Regions from separate parts of the Mus musculus genome. Here region 1 is linked to region 2. Evidence: chromatin loops called from intact Hi-C (ENCODE). Cell type or tissue: heart. All regions are shown on one strand. Each heading gives the region's core, and the rest is flanking DNA. Links, peaks and the distances in the headings are about the cores only.

Region 1 (4,392 bases), core at 121-4,120, 48 kb before region 2:
CTATGTAACGAATAACAAGTGTTCTTCACCACGGAGCCAAAGAGAAGATTACACGCACAAACGAATAAAGGCCATCTCTTTAAAAAATGAGAAGAGACCGGAGAGTTGGCTCCGTGGTGAAGAGCACTTGCTGAGGTTATCTTTGGCCAGTATCTGCTACTAATCTGTCGCCTTCCAGAATCGGGGCAGTGTGGGAGCCTGGTAAGCAGGGCAGAGGACAACTTGTGGGACTGGGTCCTTGCTTTCTACCATGTGGGTCAGGTGTTGTAGCACCTTTATCTGCTCAGCCATCTCCTCAGAGATCTCTTTTTTTTTTTTTTTCCATTTTTTATTAGGTATTTAACTCATTTACATTTCCAATGCTATACCAAAAGTCCCCCATATCCACCCACCCCCACTCCCCTGCCCACCCACTCCCCCTTTTTGGCCCTGGTGTTCCCCTGTACTGGGGCATATAAAGTTTGCAAGTCCAATGGGCCTCTCTTTCCAGTGATGGCCGACTAGGCCATCTTTTGATATATATGCAGCTAGAGTCAAGAGCTCCGGGGTACTGGTTAGTTCATAATGTTGTTCCACCTATAGGGTTGCAGATCCCTTTAGCTCCTTGGCTACTTTCTCTAGCTCCTCCATTGGGAACCCTATGATCCATCCATTAGCTGACTGTGAGCATCCACTTCTGTGTTTGCTAGGCCCCGGCATAGTCTCACAAGAGACAGCTACATCTGGGTCCTTTCAATAAAATCTTGCTAGTGTATGCAATGGTGTCAGCGTTTGGATGCTGATTATGGGGTGGATCCCTGGATATGGCAGTCTCTACATGGTCCATCCAGAGATCTCTTAATGCTCTCTACAAACTCCATTCCTTAGCAGCCAAAGGCAGCCCTGGGTCTGCTGATTCACACCACCAAGGCCATGTATAGATTGTTTTTGTTTTGTTTTGTTTGTTTGCTGTCATTGTTGTTTTGATACAGGTTTTTCTCTGTGTAGTCTTGGCTGTCCTGAAACTTGCTCTGTAGATCAGGCTGGCCATGAACTCAGAGATCTACTCGCCTCTGCCTCCGAAGTGCTGGGATTAAAGGCAGGTGCCACCACTGCCCAGCTAGGGTTGCAGAAATTTAACCCAGGCAAGGTCTGTGGACATAGTGCCCTCCCCATGTTGACATTGATAGTCTTTGGAGGACTTGGGGGGGTCTCCACAACACCATGGTTAGGTGTTTGAAGCCTATCATCTACTAAGAACTCAGAAAACAGGAGCTGTGTGTGATGTGGCTAAAATGGGTCACCCTAATAGGCTCTGCCCATGAAGGGTGAAAGACAGGAGTCCTAAGAATCTTGAATACTGGAAGCAAGAAGTTGGGCCTTTGAATGGTGCCCCTCTGGGGGGGGGGGGGCCGCTGGCTTTGAGGGTTGTCAGTTCATTCCAATATGGACGGCCTGATTCTCATCAGACCACAGGATTAGCTTTGGGAATGTGATCTCCCCAGAGGCCCCCGGGTCAGCTGGCACCTGGTTATCAGTCTCTCACCCTGCCCTGATCTGGAAGGTGATAGATTCGTAGCACAGACTGCCCAAAGATAACTTCAATAAACAGTTGGAACATTTGTCTCAGGGTCGTGCTGCCCAGCCTATGATGGAAGGGTCCGCTGAGGGAAGTGTGGAAAACGAACCTCTCTGTCCGGTTACGGAAAAGGAAGCTCTATTTTAGTAAACTGGATTCAGAGAGCGCATCTACGAAGCAGCCATGTTCAAAATAGTAAACACACGGTCAAAAGAAGCCTTGGGGTGGACACTGCAGCCTCCCCGGCCCTTCCCAGAAGTGTCCTGCAGACTTACCAAAAAGCAGCGGCTTGAGGCTGAGGGTTCGGATGAAGTGATCCCTGCCCGCGACCACCTGGACTTTCCGCTCATATCCCACCTAAAGGAAAAATACACAGCAGGCAGCTGGTGTGCCAGGCCGCACTGCTCAAGAAAAAGTCCCGTGTCAGGGAGCGACAGTAGCAAAGTAAGTAGGCGCGCGCGTGACCCGCACACAGTGATGCGTGGGGCACCGTGGTGGCCCAGAGCTGAGCCACGGTTCCTTCTGGCTCGGCTTGGCAGTGCTTGAAGCTCCGCTCGGGGCGGGAGAGGAGGGGATGTTCTTACCTTGATGCCCTCCAGCCGGGTGAGGGGACCCAAGGTTGGCACTGGCTGGGGGCTCTGCTCGCGGCGCTGGGGTCCGGGGTCTGTGCTCTCGTCTCCGTTGCTGTAGTGCACGAAGAGCAGCAGGGCCAGCACGTTGCCCAAGTACAGGTGCACGAACACCATCAGCACCAAGAAGTAGGCACGGGAACAGATGCCCCGCGGCTTGCACAGTGGCCGCACCGGGGCGTCTTCACTATCGCCTGGTCTGGTCGCTGCCCCGGAAGGGCGATGCTCCGGTGGTAGCGGCCACTGAAGATTTGAGGCCTCCTCGACTGTCTCAGCCTCAGGCCGCTGCACGGTCGCCACCGCTGCCGCCATGGCGCCCAGGTCGCGCGCGCGCCCAGGGGAGGGGCCGCGGGGGTGCTCGCGTTGCGCAGTCGCTGGGACCCGGACGGCAGAGTCAGCGCGCCCGGCGGTCACTAGGAGACGGTGCTCCGGGATGCTGTGCCTACACGGAGCCGCACCCATCGGTCCATACTGAGATCCTGGGACCTCGCTCACACCCGGCTGGTCGTTTATGGAGCTGTATATACTCCAGTGCAGAAGGCCATCCACAAACATGGAGGCACATCAGCGGAGCACCGTTAGGACAGACACCATTGCAACTAGTAGTTTCTTGGTTCCCGGGAGAAGACGCCCCCCCCCCCCCCCCCCGGCCCCAGAAAGTGTAGTGGGCATTTTCTCACTCTTGGGAGAAGGGAGTCAGAGAGTGATAGAAATGGGACATACGACATAGTGGGATGCTGAGGCCAATGACTGCACACTGGATGATGAGATTATAGAGCAGTTCCCACGAGTTCGATTTATTTAACTAAAACATTTTATGTCTATGGGGTGGTTTGTTTATGGGTATGTGCACTCCATGCATGTCTGTATATGAGGACAGAAGGGGCGTTGGAGCTGGAGAGACTTACAGACGTTTTTAAGTCTCTATGTTGGTGCTGGGACTAGAACCGGTGTGTTCTCCAAGATGGATCTTAGCTAAAGAGCCTCTCTCCAGCTTCCGTTTTTGCTTTTATTAAAATTTTTTTCTTGTTGTTTTTTGTTTGTTTGTTTGTTTTGTTTTGTTTTGTTTTTTCGAGACAAGGTTTCCCTATGTAGCCCTGGCTGTCCTGGAACTCACTTTGTAGACCAGGCTGGCCTCAAACTCAGAAATCCCCCTGCCTCTTGCCTCCCGAGTGCTGGGATTAAAGGCATGCACCACTACACCCGGCTTATTATTAAATTGTTTTTAAACAATACACACAAACAAAAAACCAAACCAAACCAAAAAAAAAACCAAAAACAAAAAAACAAAAAAAACACCCCAAAACAAAAACCAACCCAGACAGGGTCTCATATAGTTCAGGCTTGCTCATCAAACTTGAAAGGAGCAGAGGATAAATTTATTCTCCTGCCTCCACCTCTCAGATGCTGAAGTTAGGGCTGGAGAGATGGCTCAGTGGTTAAGAGTACTGATTGCTCTTCCGAAGGTCCTGAGTTCAAATCCCAGCAACCACATGGTGGCTCACAACCATCAGTAATGAGATCTGATACCCTCTTCTGGAGTGTCTGAATATATATATTTTAAAATGCTGGAGTTACTAGGTATGCACCAAGATATTCAAGATATTCTTGAAGGTCCTTCGGCAGTCAGACTGGACCACTGAGGGAATCCTGCAAGTCAGACTTTGGTGAGAGGCTGCCCAGGGTGCCCAGGTTGGGCTCCACCCAGTGTCCCTCAAAATGAAGCAGGTGCTGTTTGTGACGCTTGCCTTAGCTCCTGGATGGGAAGAGGGAGGGTGGAAGGCTTTCCCCTAATCAGGACACCTCTGAAGAAAATAAAACTCAGATTATAAAGCAGCGGCCAAGGCATTTTTTTTTAAAACAGTAATTTTTCACAATGTATTATTAATTTTATATCTGATTCCCAGTAAATTCATGCTTGCTTTCTTTCTCTTCTTTCTTTCTTTTCTTCCTTTCTTTCTTCTGTAGCTGTCTTCAGACACTCCAGAAGAGGGAGTCTTGTTTCAGATGGTTGTGAGCCACCATGTGGTTGCTGGGATTTGAACTCCCGACCTTCAGAAGAGCAGTCAGGTGCTCTTACCCACTGAGCCATCTCACCAGCCCAAGGCATTTTCTTTTGAACGCTGCTCTTAGGCTGACCTATGTTCCCCCCTCTCCCAATGCAGTAAAGTGCTATATCGACAGCTCACTTCCAACATTCTACAA
Region 2 (4,392 bases), core at 133-4,132:
TTCCTTCTAACTCTCAGTTGGCATTATTTGGGGCAGAGGAGCATGTGCAACACAAAACACTCAGAATTAGAGGACAGCTCTCCTTCCACCTTTCTCTGTGCTCCAGAGAGTGACCTGAGGTGGTCAGGCTGTGTACAAGGCCAGGGCTTCTACTGAGCCCCACTGACCTTCAGTGCAATCCAGCAAAACTCAAAGGTAATTCATGAAGCAAAGTCAACAAAACAGTAAAGAAGATAAATGTCCTCATTTTCACATTTTGGTGAACATCTTGCAAAGAAAGCATACTGGAAAAATGTCTAAGCATTTAAAAGCACTTAGGTATCCAAACGTCAATAACCGACCTGAGATGTAAGATTCAAAAAGGATGCTGGTCTAAGTGGTAACCAAAACAAAACACCCAACCACTCTTTTGGAATAACTGAGTACAGCCACTTTTTAAACTTTTTATATGGATATCCCCAATTATAAGCTCTGAGAACTGTTTTTATGAGAACTCTCGAAACAGAGAACCACCAGTACACCTGAAACTGGAAGGCACTGATCACGGCAAACAGGGCATCTGGGTACTATCAAACAGTTGTAGGAACTACAGTGGTTCAGATACACATCATTTCATCACAGCAGACCACACTTCTGAAACTGAGCTATTCTGCCACATACTTCTGATCTTAAACTTATTCTATACCTCCTTTTACCCTGGACATGTTTATATTTTAAAACAAGTAAATGTGGCCAGGCGTGGTGGCGCACGCCTTTAACCCCAGAGCACTCGGGAGGCAGAGGCAGGCGGATTTCTGAGTTCGAGAGTGAGTTCCAGGACAGCCAGGGCTACACAGAAAAACCCTGTCTCAAAAAACCAAAAAAAAAAAAAAAAAAAAAAAAAAAACCAAAAAACAAAAAACCAAGTAAATGTGACAAAATATCCAAATACATACATACATACATACATACATACATACATACATAGGTTTGGGTTTCAAGCTACAAGAGAGTGACTGATTAACAACAGACCATCCTTCAGTTTCACCTGAGAGATTACATTTGAACTGGCAGAACAACTCACCTTTAAGACAGAGGCTAAGCTGGTCATATGTTCATGGAGGGCGCCCTCAGACTCCTTATAGGTCAAGCAAGTGAACTGATACTCTTCAGGATCAAAAGCATCAGCCCCCTGCTGCTCCACATCACTGGCTACTCCCACATAGTAGTCCTCTATGTCCCCAGGGTCCTCTTCCTCTTCTTCCTCTTCCTCACAGTTTGGGTCATAGTCCTCTTCATTGCTATCTGACCCTTGGCTGTTCATGTCCACAGACATCTTAACATCCAGCAAAGTTGCAGAAACAGTTGCTTTTTTCCCTACCCCCAATTTTTATCGTTTTCTCAAATGCATTAGCGTGTATTGTCTTCTAAGAGAAAGGAAAAAAAGTATTACTCTCTATGAACAATTAAAGTGGAAATCATTCAACAATCAAAATATCAAAGCCCTAGCCCTGCTCCCATGACAGCCTATCTCAATCCCCCACCCCCACCCTGCACCAAGACAGAGTTCTCAGTGTAACTCTGGCTGTCCTAGAACTCTCCTGCATCTGCCTCTAAGTCCTGAAATTAAAGACATGAGGGGCTGGAGAGATAGCTCAGCAGTTAAGAGCACTGACTGCTCTTCCAGAGGTCCTGAGTTCAATTCCCAGCAACCACATGGTGGCTCACAATCATCTGTAATGGGATCCAATGCCCTCTTCTGGTGTGTCTGAAGACAGCTACAGTGTACTTATATATAAAATAAATAAATCTTTTTTAAAAAATTAAAGCTACACACCACCCAGCCCAGCTTCCTATCTCAATTCTAGTTTCTTTTAGAACCCTTCCCCCTCCCTTGACTATGTTTATCAAGGGAAATCCTTCCACCAAGAGACAGGTAAAGGTACATTGCCTCCAAGCCTAATACAAAGTTAAGGAAATGTTTAAATCACCTGTAATGTTTAAAGATCTTTCCTGCAGATATCACCCAAACTGTCTGTCATAGGATTTCCATCTGAAACGAAAAGAGACAATTTATATTTTTAGAACTGATACCCTTTCTCAAGTTTATTGTTTTTGTTTAAGAAAGGGTCTCACCACATAATGACTTGTCTTGCAACTCTACCAACCAAGCTGACCTTGAACTCAGAGAACCACCTGCCTCGGCTTCTCAAGTGTGAGGTTAACAAACATGTGCTGCCATGCCCAGCTATTTTGTTTCTTTCATTTATACGTTTTAGGTGGATGTGGGTAGAGGCAACCTTGAGTGGAAGTCAAAGAACAGTTGGTGTGAGGTTGTTCTCTCCAACTATTTGAGCTCCAGGTATTTAAAGAAGGTCTTCAGGCTGGAGAGATGGCTCAGCAGTTAAGAGTACTGACTGCTTTTCCAGAAGTCCTGAGTTCAATTCTCAACAACTACATGGTAGCTCACACCCATCTGTAATGGGTTCTGATGCCCTCTTCTGGTATGTCTGAAGACAGCTACAATATACTCAATATAGATAAAGTAAACAAATCTAAAATAAACAAATAAGTAAATAATAAAGGTCTTCAAGGTTGGCAGCAAGTGCTTTTTTTCTGCTGTGCTGTCCCATAAGCCCACTTTTGTGTGTGTGTGTGATAGGATCTAGATACGTATCCTAGATCTATAGGTATGTGTCACTATACCCAGTTTGCAAACTAGCATTACTTACCTAGCAGTGGGAGGACTGAATCCAGCTAACTAGGTAAGCACTTTACTTCCTCAAGCCCTCTACCCCCCAACCCAGATCCATACTCTCTAAGTAGCTATGGACGACCTGGAACTGTGTCCAAGCTGGCCTTGAACTCACAGAAATCAGACTGTCTCTGCCTCTTGAGTGCAGGGATTAAAAATATGCACCACATGCAGAACCCTGTGTTACTTTTTGGGACAAAGTCTTATTAAGTTGACTAGCTAGCCTGAAACTCACCTTATTTGAGGTAGGGTTTGTATTACCAATGTATAAACCAGGCTAGTTGGCCCAAAGACCTGCCAGAGTCTCCTGTCTCCACCTCCCACAGTTGCATAGGAAAACTGGAAGTACACACTTCAGTGCCTAGGTTTATATGATGGCACACGCTTGTAATCCTAAAAGCTGTGAGGTGGAAGGAGGATCAAGGTCATCAAGATGTCTCAGCTTTACAATAAAAATGCACCCAATTAGGCAATAGTAATATCTATCTCCATCTTTACTCTGTGACCATCAACATAAGCTACTCCTGAAACTCGGTTCACGAACGGAACTGAGTGGAAATTCTGAGTGCTTGCAAGAAAACTCTTAGAAAATAGATTCTTTGTTTGTTTGTTTTTCGATTTTCGAGACAGGGTTTCTCTGTGTAGCCCTGGCTGTCCTAGAGCTCACTCTGTAGACCAGGCTGGCCTCGAACTCAGAAATCTGCCTGCCTCTGCCTCCCAAGTGCTGGGATTAAAGGCATAGATTCGTACGACCTCAGTTTCTTCACAGAACTGTTCTTGGAATGTATTCTCCTGTTCTCGCAAGTGTAGCTTAACAGTTTCCTCATACTGTTTGTTGTTACTCAATTAAATGTGTAAACTATCCACATTTGGCTGGTCCTTGTGATCTTACTCATATGGTTTCTCTTAACCCTCAGAGTATAAATTATTCAGAGTATAAATGCTCTGAATAAAGTTGGTTATTTAATGAAACTTTTGTCTCTCTCATTTATCAGGTCCCACTGACTCTAGAGTGGTAAACATGCTACCATACCCAGTCACCTCATATTACAAAGGCCACCTGGTTTTTCTAGACACATGGATCCTACTATCCAAGACTTGTAAAATATTAATTTTTTCATGTCTATTGCGTTTCTTTAGGATTTCTTGGGCAACCAGAGCTTATAACTACCAAAGAATACTTTGATTATAGATAGGAAAATACAAAATTAAAGATCAAAGTCTGAACAAATAGCATGGAAAATTATTTCCCAAATAATGGAATAGCCAGACATTGTAGTGCACCAGGGAGGCAAAAGCAGGTGGGTCTGAGTTTGAAGCCACCCTGATCTACAGAGCTAGTTCCAGGACAGCCAGGGCTACGGAGGGGGAAAGGAAAAAAAAAGGGGGGGGGTAAGAGGGGGGGAATGGGCTTACAATGGCCAGGTGAGGTGGTGCAAATCTACACCTTTAATTCCAGACTGGTAAATTCAATGAGTTGCATGGTGAGATGCTGTCTCAAACAGAGGCTTACAAATGAAGCTGGGATTGATAATGCTGAAGTATCTTGCCTAGGATCATACAAAGTCAACTAGCAGAGGCAGCATCAGAATTCCATTCTAAGCAGATTCTAGCCATCACTCTCAGGAGGCCTGATTTAAAGCTACAGAAATCTCACT

Evidence for each region. Hi-C counts contacts between places; a loop is a spot of excess contacts. Peaks named below come from ENCODE experiments on the same cell type or tissue, not always from the same donor. Only the 100,000 strongest peaks of a DNase experiment are listed, where the experiment ranks them.
Region 1: a loop joins it to region 2, with 1.9 times the contacts of the local background. A loop is called at or near these places in 4 of 42 quality-filtered maps.

What each region holds. Positions count from the first base shown.
Region 1 is chr9:108,595,066-108,599,457 of GRCm38, forward strand. It overlaps P4htm (prolyl 4-hydroxylase, transmembrane (endoplasmic reticulum)), which reads right to left and starts at 2,547. Exons shown (of 9, transcript NM_028944.4): 1 at 2,143-2,547; 2 at 1,834-1,915. The coding sequence starts at 2,499. In heart, for the core only: a CTCF peak has its summit at 2,593; a DNase peak (open chromatin) is centred at 2,536; H3K4me3 peaks cover 2,126 bases; H3K27ac peaks cover 2,084 bases.
Region 2 is chr9:108,642,963-108,647,354 of GRCm38, forward strand. It overlaps Arih2 (ariadne RBR E3 ubiquitin protein ligase 2), which reads right to left. Exons shown (of 16, transcript NM_011790.5): 2 at 1,971-2,032; 3 at 1,064-1,406. The coding sequence starts at 1,315. Among named protein-coding and RNA genes, the nearest start is that of Arih2, 4.2 kb to the right of the region's middle. In heart, for the core only: a CTCF peak has its summit at 2,491 (motif pointing left); no DNase peak of the experiment used is centred there.